2 separate regions of the Mus musculus genome follow, and region 2 is linked to region 1. Evidence: chromatin loops called from intact Hi-C (ENCODE). Cell type or tissue: left cerebral cortex. All regions are shown on one strand. Links, peaks and the distances in the headings refer to the core of each region. The heading gives the core; the rest is flanking DNA.

Evidence for each region. A loop is a pair of places that touch in the nucleus more often than their neighbours do. Peaks named below come from ENCODE experiments on the same cell type or tissue, not always from the same donor. Only the 100,000 strongest peaks of a DNase experiment are listed, where the experiment ranks them.
Region 2: it touches region 1 in a loop (1.8-fold over the local background); 2 of 42 quality-filtered maps call a loop at or near these places.

Annotation. Positions count from the first base shown.
Region 1 is chr9:24,117,375-24,121,374 of GRCm38, reverse strand. The region is part of intron 2 of Npsr1 (neuropeptide S receptor 1); the gene reads right to left. Among named protein-coding and RNA genes, the nearest start is that of Npsr1, 21 kb to the right of the region's middle. In left cerebral cortex, for the core only: a CTCF peak has its summit at 1,774 (motif pointing left); a DNase peak (open chromatin) is centred at 1,756.
Region 2 is chr9:24,403,206-24,407,829 of GRCm38, reverse strand. No RefSeq gene overlaps it. Among named protein-coding and RNA genes, the nearest start is that of Dpy19l1, 98 kb to the left of the region's middle. In left cerebral cortex, for the core only: no CTCF peak of the experiment used is centred there; a DNase peak (open chromatin) is centred at 1,882.

The DNA.
Region 1 (4,000 bases), core at 1-4,000:
TATACTTCAAGAATTCTTTCATTTCTCCACCAGGTAATGAGCTAACTTTGTCTTCCTCCTCCTCAACCTCCTCTCCTGCTTTCTAAATTTTGGAGTGAATTTGGGACCTTAAGGATACCAGTAAACATTCTAGTGCTGAGCACATCCACAGTCCCCATTTTTTCTTTTCATTTTGATACAGGGAATCATTGAGTTTCCCCAGATGGACTGAACTGATGGTATAACACAAATGGGTCTTGAACTTGTCAATCTCCTTTCTAATTTCCCAAGTAGCCGAAATCAGAAGCCCATGGCATCATCCTTGCTCCCTATTTTCTATTGTTGGTACAGAATGTTTTGATTATATTTAAAGTCTAATGATCATTTGCAGGCAAGTCAAAACAGTAAAAGGACTCAGGCTCTCCACACTGAAACTCGATGTTACCCTTTCAGTTTAAATCTCTCTACATTCCCCTTCCTTTACACAAAGCTCCGCCTGTGGTGTGTGCAGTTAGACTCATCAGTGACAGCCAGGAATGGTCCACTGTGCACATGGTGAGTGGGCAAGCACAGTGGTGGCACCAAAGGCAGATGGTAATTTTCTGTCCATTGGGCTACTGTGGAGACCAGCTTTCTCTCTATATAAGCAGCACATTTCAGGCTGAGGCATCCTAGCTTTGAGTAAGTGTGGAGCTGAGACCTGCCCCAATGGGAGCACCCAGTGACTAAAGCTCTAATCAAGTGACTGGTTTGCTATGTCAGTGAAGTGCAAGCCATCCTTCAGGAGTGCTGGGAAGTTCGGTGGGCTGGACTTGCTTTAGTGTTTGAAATTAGATTTGCAGGCACAAAGAGCTCTGAAAGCAAATCCAGGCTTCTTCTCCTCAGGGTTTGATGGGCAGAAGCTGTGCAAATCGTCCACACAGGTCCTCCCCATCTGAGGAAATTTTCAGATGGAAAAAGTAATTTTATTGATTTCTGCGCTCTTCCTAAAAGTTTATTTTGTCAATTTATTTATGAATTTATACAGCATGTATTGTCTGCGGCGTTATTGGATATAATCTAAAGTATTGATGCTACAAGTATTGATGCTATAATAAAACATGCAGCAGGTGTGTTCAATTAAGTTTAATCTTGTCTCATTAAATATAACTTTGAAAACATTGAATGGCTGGCTAATTTTTTTCATGGTATTCACATGTGTGCGCGCGCGTGCACGCGCACACGCACACACACACACACACACACACACACACACACACACACACACAGGGTAATGTGAGGATTCGGGGAGTTGTGGAGGAAAGGGCAATGAGGAGCTGAGGAAAGGCCGATGCAGGAGTAGTACTTCCCACAGAGCTGAGTGGAGTGGTGGAGCCTGACTGAATTCAAAGGCTTTGGTTCCTATCCAGGTGAGATACATTTTAGGTGAGAAGCTCTTTGACTTTGGTTTTCTTATTGCTAGAATAATTATAAAAATAAAATCCTCCTTAGACTGACTTGATGGTTAGCAATGATGAAGATGGAGGGGTTTAGCTTAGCTTTGTATGCAGTGTCAGAGGAAGGATTACATCCTTTCTTCAATTGCTGGAGAGTTCTGAGGGTGGCAGACCTTTGCTCGTGGTGCTCACATTCTCCCTGTTCACCCCGTTATCTGAATCAATCTGATGTCCTGTCATCTAAGCTTATCAGAGTCTCTGCCCATAACCTTACATCTAATGCATCCTGATGGTGGCCAATACCATTCTTGACCTTCACAGAATATAGTTGAGGACTAAATGCCCCCTAGTGGCCACATGAAACAGGATTCCAGTCAGATGCCTCACAACTGGATTGAAACCATACTAGAATTTGCCATTTTTCTTTTTAAATTTATTTTTACATTGATTATTATTATTTATTTTTTGCATCGGAATGTGTTTGTGTGAGAGTGCGTACACACTCATGCATGCCATGGTGCATATGTTGAGATAAACAGAAAACCTTGGAAGTCAGTACTCTTTTTCTACCATGTGAGTTCCCAGATGGAACATGATACTGTTTCTTACTGAGGCCCATCTATGGGATGAATTTAGAATCTTCAATACCTAAATGTAGAGTTCTCTCAGCTCTGTGGTTGATGTCTTATAACTAATTGACTTTGAAACAGGATAACTGGCTGGTGTGGTGATGTCAGCTGCCTGAGTGATAGCCTCAGAGTAGTGCAGCTCAGCTCTGAAGAGATAAATCATAGGAGTCCATGATAAGTGTCATGTCAGCCAGAACTGACACAGGACTGACAGTGTGTGTGTGCATGTGTGTGTGTGGGTGACACTGAGTCTAGATCCCCTTGATGATCTTGACATCTGTATGGGTGTGCTGCCTAGTTGGATGTAAATCTGACACAAGCTGGAATAAATTGGGAAAAGGGAGCCTCAGTTGAGAAAATTCCTCCCCTGGATTGGGTCATGGGACAGTTTCTTGATTGATGCTTGATGTGTACCCTGCCATTTCTAGACTGGTAGTCCTAGGTCCTGGTGGTCCTAGGATGGCTGAGCAAAGCAAGAAAAAAAAAAAGCCAGCCAACAGCACTCCTCCATGGCTTAGACATCAGTTCTTGTCTCCATGTTCCCAACCTTCTTGAGTTCCTGCTCTGCTTTATTCACTAACTGATGGTTACCTGGAAGAGTGAAGTAAATAAACCCTTTCCTCCCCAAGTTGCTTTTTGGCCCTGATCTTCTATCACAGCAATAAGAGCCCAAAGACAATGGCCCACAGTAAATGTTAACTAACATATTAGATGGATTAAAGGATGACAAATACAGAGAGGTTCATTTGCAATGGGAGATTGAAACCATTTAGTCTTTCTACTTGACTCTGGGCATGTCAGGCTTTGCTGGAGTGCAAGTCATGATTTAGCTAGATGTAGTCGGAACTATCTTTCCCATAGAAGTCCTAGAATATGGAAAACAAAAGCTTGAAGTGTATTTATCAGTTGTAAAGTGAGTGGCTTCTTTGGCTCATCACATTACTACCATAGTGCATATGTAGTAGCATGCGTTTTGATCACAGACCAGGCTCTGGGCATCCCCGGGGAAGCCTTCCATGTTGACAATACTCCCATCAGAACCTGGCTGCTATAGTGTCCCTGTGTTCAGTCTTTTCCAATAAGCAAATGTGGAAGACACAAGAGGGTCTCTTGGCTTGCAAACCCTGTAGCCTGGATTCTGATGCAGCTTTGCACACAGGAAAGTTCATGCTATTCCTGCCCACTTGGTGGGTTTCTTTCACACCTCGGGCAGAGACAGTAACATTGCCTCACACTGTAATTTATGCCTTCATGTTGAAAACAATCATCTTCATTCTGATCCAAACAGTGTTCCAAGCTTGGCTTGGAAGCTGGGCTAGAGTAAGCCTAAGGTCAATTCTGATTACACATTTTGGACACTGGAGCAATGTGTGGCTGCCGCATGACAGTAATCACTAATCACAAATCACAAGTGACAGAAAGATTCAACTACCTCATCCGCTCTGCGTGAGGTTAGAGAGCTGTGCATCCTTACATTTCCTTGCTATGTTTTGTGGATGCTGTTACTTATGTGATGCTGAAAACTGATATTTCAAACGCAGGAAGGAGTAAATATCTGATACTTTTCAAGTCAGGAAATGAAATTGCAGAAAAAGACTCAATGATAAATGCATATAGCCTTGGTTCTCAGCAAGCAGCAAAGACTTTCCTTCTACTGAGAACTGTGTGGCTTTTCACCCAACTACTGAGTCCCAATTAAAGCTCTTGGTTTTTTGTTTGTTTGTTTGTTTGTTTGTTTGTTTTTGGGTTAGCTGGGAATACCAAAAGCAAAAATATGAATTCTTAATTTTATTGAGAATATAAGATATCCATATGCCTAAACGGACATTACAGTGAGACAGTCAGAGACAGATTGCAAAGGTGTGATTCCTGAAGATGCTTAATTAGACATGGGCAGTTTGCCTTTCTACTAAGCCCTGGAGATGTCTGGACAGTTACTGAAGAGTTAGCAATTTC
Region 2 (4,624 bases), core at 373-4,372, 290 kb before region 1:
TGAAGCTCAACTCAGGATAGTGTCATTTCTTCCAAGAAGATGGGTTCTAGAGATACACTACCTATACTAACTTACGGGCCTAAGGCTCTTGCTTGGCCTTGGCCATACAGATAGAGCAAAGGTCATCTGGGCTGTGAGCCACCTCTGTTTCTGGATGTCGAAGCTTAGGGAAGCCTCTGGCTCTAAGAGTCATCTAGATTACCATCCATTTCCAATCCTGGTTATAGGAGCTTGATATGGCCTGGGTCAACACATAACAGATCTCCAGGCTGTTCATCACCTCCAATTCTCAGCTTTCCGGATCGAAGAATAAATGTTTTATCTTTCACATTTTCCAATCACAGACAATCCTGTGTACTTAACATTCCTGGTTTCTCTGGAGACCTGTGCTCCCAATATACAATGTTGTTAAATGATTTTCAAGTAAATGGCAATGGCACCTGGTGTTCTGCTTCGGAAGGCGTGCTGTTTTAAATACAATATAATGCCATTTTACCAATTTCTAAGGCATTTGGGTTTTTTTTGTGGTATGTAAATTTAATACTGGGGAGAGTTTAATTTAGTAAAATTAAGCTCATTTAGTTGTTATACTAATTACTCCAATAACTTTAATCCTTATCAAGTTATTTTTAATAAGAAATGAAAATAAGAAACAAGCATTTTGAAGAGATGTCGTACCATGCATGGGAACATTTTCTGGGTCCTCAGGTAATGCTTTAATGATGATGTTCTGTGTGGTCTGGCTCCTGATGGTCTTCACTCTTCTACTCCTGGTATCTGCTTATCAACAGCCTCTTTTTGGTCCAGGTTGGATTAGGTTCTACCCCTTCCCATTGCTGATAATATGGATTTTCCTAGTAGGTTTCATCATCTCAACAAAATCTCAAATTTTGAAATACTACAGTGTTCCAGAAGGTAATAAAGATACAGACTTAGACTTCTTTCTTCCTTCCTTCCTTTCTTCCTTCCTTCCTTCCTTCCTTCCTTCCTTCCTTCCTTCCCTCCTTCCTTCCTTCCTTCCTTCCTTCCTTCCTTCCAACTTGGTATGTAAACCAGGATGACCTTGAACTAACAGAGATCTGTCTGCCTCTCCCTTCAAGTGCTGGGTTTAAAGGCCTGGTGTTGCGGGGGAGGGGAGGCTACAGCATGGGCCATTTGCTGGTCAGGATTCTCTTGAGTAACAGAATAGGTTTGGCCTCCATAGATTCATGTGTTTCGGTGCTGGGTGATAGGGAGCGTCACTATTTGAAGGTGCAGCTTTCTCTGTTGGAATAGATGTGGCCTTGTTGGATAAAGTGTTTCATTTGGCAGACTTTGAGCATAGGAATATGCTCAAGCTCCACCCAGTGTGGAATCCTAACCTTATCCTTGCTGCCTTTTGGCCAAGACATAGAACTTTTGGCTTCACCACCATGTCTGCCTGCACACTGCCATGCTTCCTACCATGATGATAATGGACTGAACCTCTGAAACTGTAAGCCATCTCCAATCAAATCTTTTCCCTTATAAGAATCACCATGGTGTCTTTTAACAGAAAAAGAAAGAAAGAAAAGAAAGAAACGAAATACCAAACTAAGATATATACAAAGAGGTTTTATAGGAATGACTTACAGGCTGTGGTCTGGCTAATCCAACAATGGCTAGCTATATAAATGGAAATTCCAAGAATCCAGTTAATTGCTCAGCTTATGAGGCTGGATCTCTCAACTGGTCTTCAATTTACTCTGGAATATCAAAGAAGTTGGCTCTAATGCTAGGGAGGGAATGGACTTGCTATCATGGTGAGAACAAGAAGGCAAAGAATAAAAGCTCCCTTCTTTCATGTCATTATATAATACATAGACTTCCAGCACAAGGTGTGACCCAGATTCCATCTGGATTAAGAATGTGTTTTTCTACCTCAAAGACTAGAGATAGATCTTCCCACTTAAAGCTCCCTGAGAAGTAGAAATAGAATAGAAATTGGTGGGAGAGAGGTGGGAAGGGGAACAGGAGAGATCAAGTCTGGGGAGGACACAGAGAGAGAATATGGAGAGAGAAAACAGGAATTGGGGAGGGGAGAAGGGTAGACATCTCTGGGATGAGCTAGAAACAATAGAAATTCCCAGGAATCTATGAGGCTGATTCTGGCTAAGACAGGATATGGAACTTGAAATGGCCATCTGCTGTAACCAGAAAAGATTTCCAGTGGAGGTTCAGGGTCACCAACCACAAAACCTTAGATCCACAATTTGTCCTGACTACAAGATTTACAGGCATGAATAAAGATGGAGCAGAAATGGAGACAATGCCCAACCAATGACTGGCTCACCACCGCTGACACTATTAATGACATTCTGCTGTAGTTGCAGACAGGCATCTATCATAACTGTCATCTGAGAGGGTTTACCCAGCAGTGGATGGAAACAGATGCAGAGACCCACAGCCAAACATTACTCAGAGCTAAGGGAAGGAAGGACAGGAGGAAGGAATAGCAGATGCCAAGGACACCACTAGAAAACCTATAGGATCAACTAATCCAGACCCATAAGGCCCCACAGAGACTGAGCTGCCAAACAGAGAGCATGTATGAGACAGACCTAGGCCCTTGGCACATATGTTAACAATTTTGAAGCTCAGTCTTCACATAGGATTCCTAACAGCAAGAACAAGGGCTGTCTCTGGCTGTTTCCTTCCTTTGTATCCCTTTCCCCTAACTGGGCTGCTTTGACTGACTACAATAGGAGAAGATGTGCCTAGTCCTACCCCAACTTGATGAACCAATGTGGGTTCATATCCATGGGAGGCTTCCCATTTTCTGAGGAGAATGGAAGGACAGGAAGATGGAAGGAAGGGAGATGAGAGGGAGGGAGTGGGAGCAAGGGAGGAAGGGGGAGGTTTGTTTTGAATGTAAAATTAATTAATTAGAAAGTAGATCACCCCAATTCAAATTAAGCAGGAATTCTCTACGGGTGTGCCCCCCCCCCAATTTTGGGTTGTAGTTAATTCCAGATGTAGTGAAGTTGACAACTAAGAACAACCGCCACAGACCACCATGCCTGGTGTGCTAACATTTCAGAACCTGCTTTCCATGCTTCATTTCGGGGTTCCCACCGTTTTTGAGGTCCCTGCCCAGTCAAAATAGGTAAGGTATATCTCAAGTACATCGTTTTATTAACAACCATTGATGGGTTTGGGCCTTTTGATCAGCCAATGAATTACTTGGTGAACAAGCATGAGAACTGTAGTTGGGTCCACAGCATCCAGGAAACAAAACTGGGAACCGTGGGAAGGTCGAGACAAGAGGATGCCTGGCACTTGCTAGCCAGTCTAGACAAGGAAACGGTTCTCAGTTAAACACCATGGCTCCAAAAATAAGACGAAGCACAATTTACGAAGATGCCTGACCTTGACTCCTGACCCCTGACCTCTACACATATCTGCAAACATGTATATACAAGCATGAACACGTACAAGCGTAGACAAAGTGATTGTTAGTTCTTGCACTATTTCTACTCATCATGGAACTCAGTTGTGCTTGTCTATTTAAAAACTTCAATATACAGTTGCATCTTTTGCACATGACAAAGCCTGAGGAAGGAGGAACAGTTTAAATTTCACTCATTTATAAGTCCTGGCTAGTGTGCCAGTTAGAAATTCAAAGAAAAAAGATACTTCAAAAGTTACTTTGACCATTTAATATATATGAAAAAATCAACTTCCTTCTCTTTGTGTGTGTGTTTTACACGTTTCTTGATCAGTGTCTACTTTGAGATGCAGCTTAAGTGTCACTTTCTCTGTGAAGCCTTCCCTGACTGACTGTCATGTGGCCACGTGAACTGTCCCTTCCCCCTTGTCTCATCATCCATGAGCTCTGTACATTTACTAACATGACTTTCCCTATACTGCATTGCATCCTCACAGAAGAAATGTGTGTCCTTCCTCATTGTGAGTTCGCATGCCTTCTGGCAATGATACTAGCAAGTAATGAAGCTTAATGATATTTTAAAAAAACTATACTTTCTATTTACAATATGGTAAATTCTAGGGCGCATAAAACATATTTTTTCAAACCAAAAAAAAAAAAAAAGAGTTTTATGTAGTCTATGGAAAGTAAAGAGAAATAGAAAATCTCTAGATGAGTTAATGTCCCAGGAGAAAAATGTTTTTGATGAGCTGCTAGCCAGAAATAACCCAGTAGTATAAACTGACTTGGCACCCTGGAAAGCAAGCTAGCCAAAGCAAGTGTGTCAGCCCTAGGTCCACAAACCTGGTTGAGCTGCATGCCTCGGGTACTGCAGTGGCTAGTCTATGGTGCACTGTGCTTCTGACCCAAGAGCAGAAAACCTGTTAATGTGGCTAGACGCAGGTAAAGGGCATTTCTCACAGGATGAGAAGACATTAGTTGTGTTAGTTATAACTTGAGACTGTTGGGCAAAAAGACAGTAACCATGCAACAATTCACCCTGGAATCCTCCATCTATCCTATCTATGTCTTAATTTGAGCATAGTTTCTTGTTCTTCAAATGATTTGCCTTCTAGATGATAATTAGAAAAAGAAGAGGAAGATAAATCCACAATCACACAAAGGACATTTAATACAACTCTTTAGAAGGTGGTATGGTATGGTATGGTATGATATGAT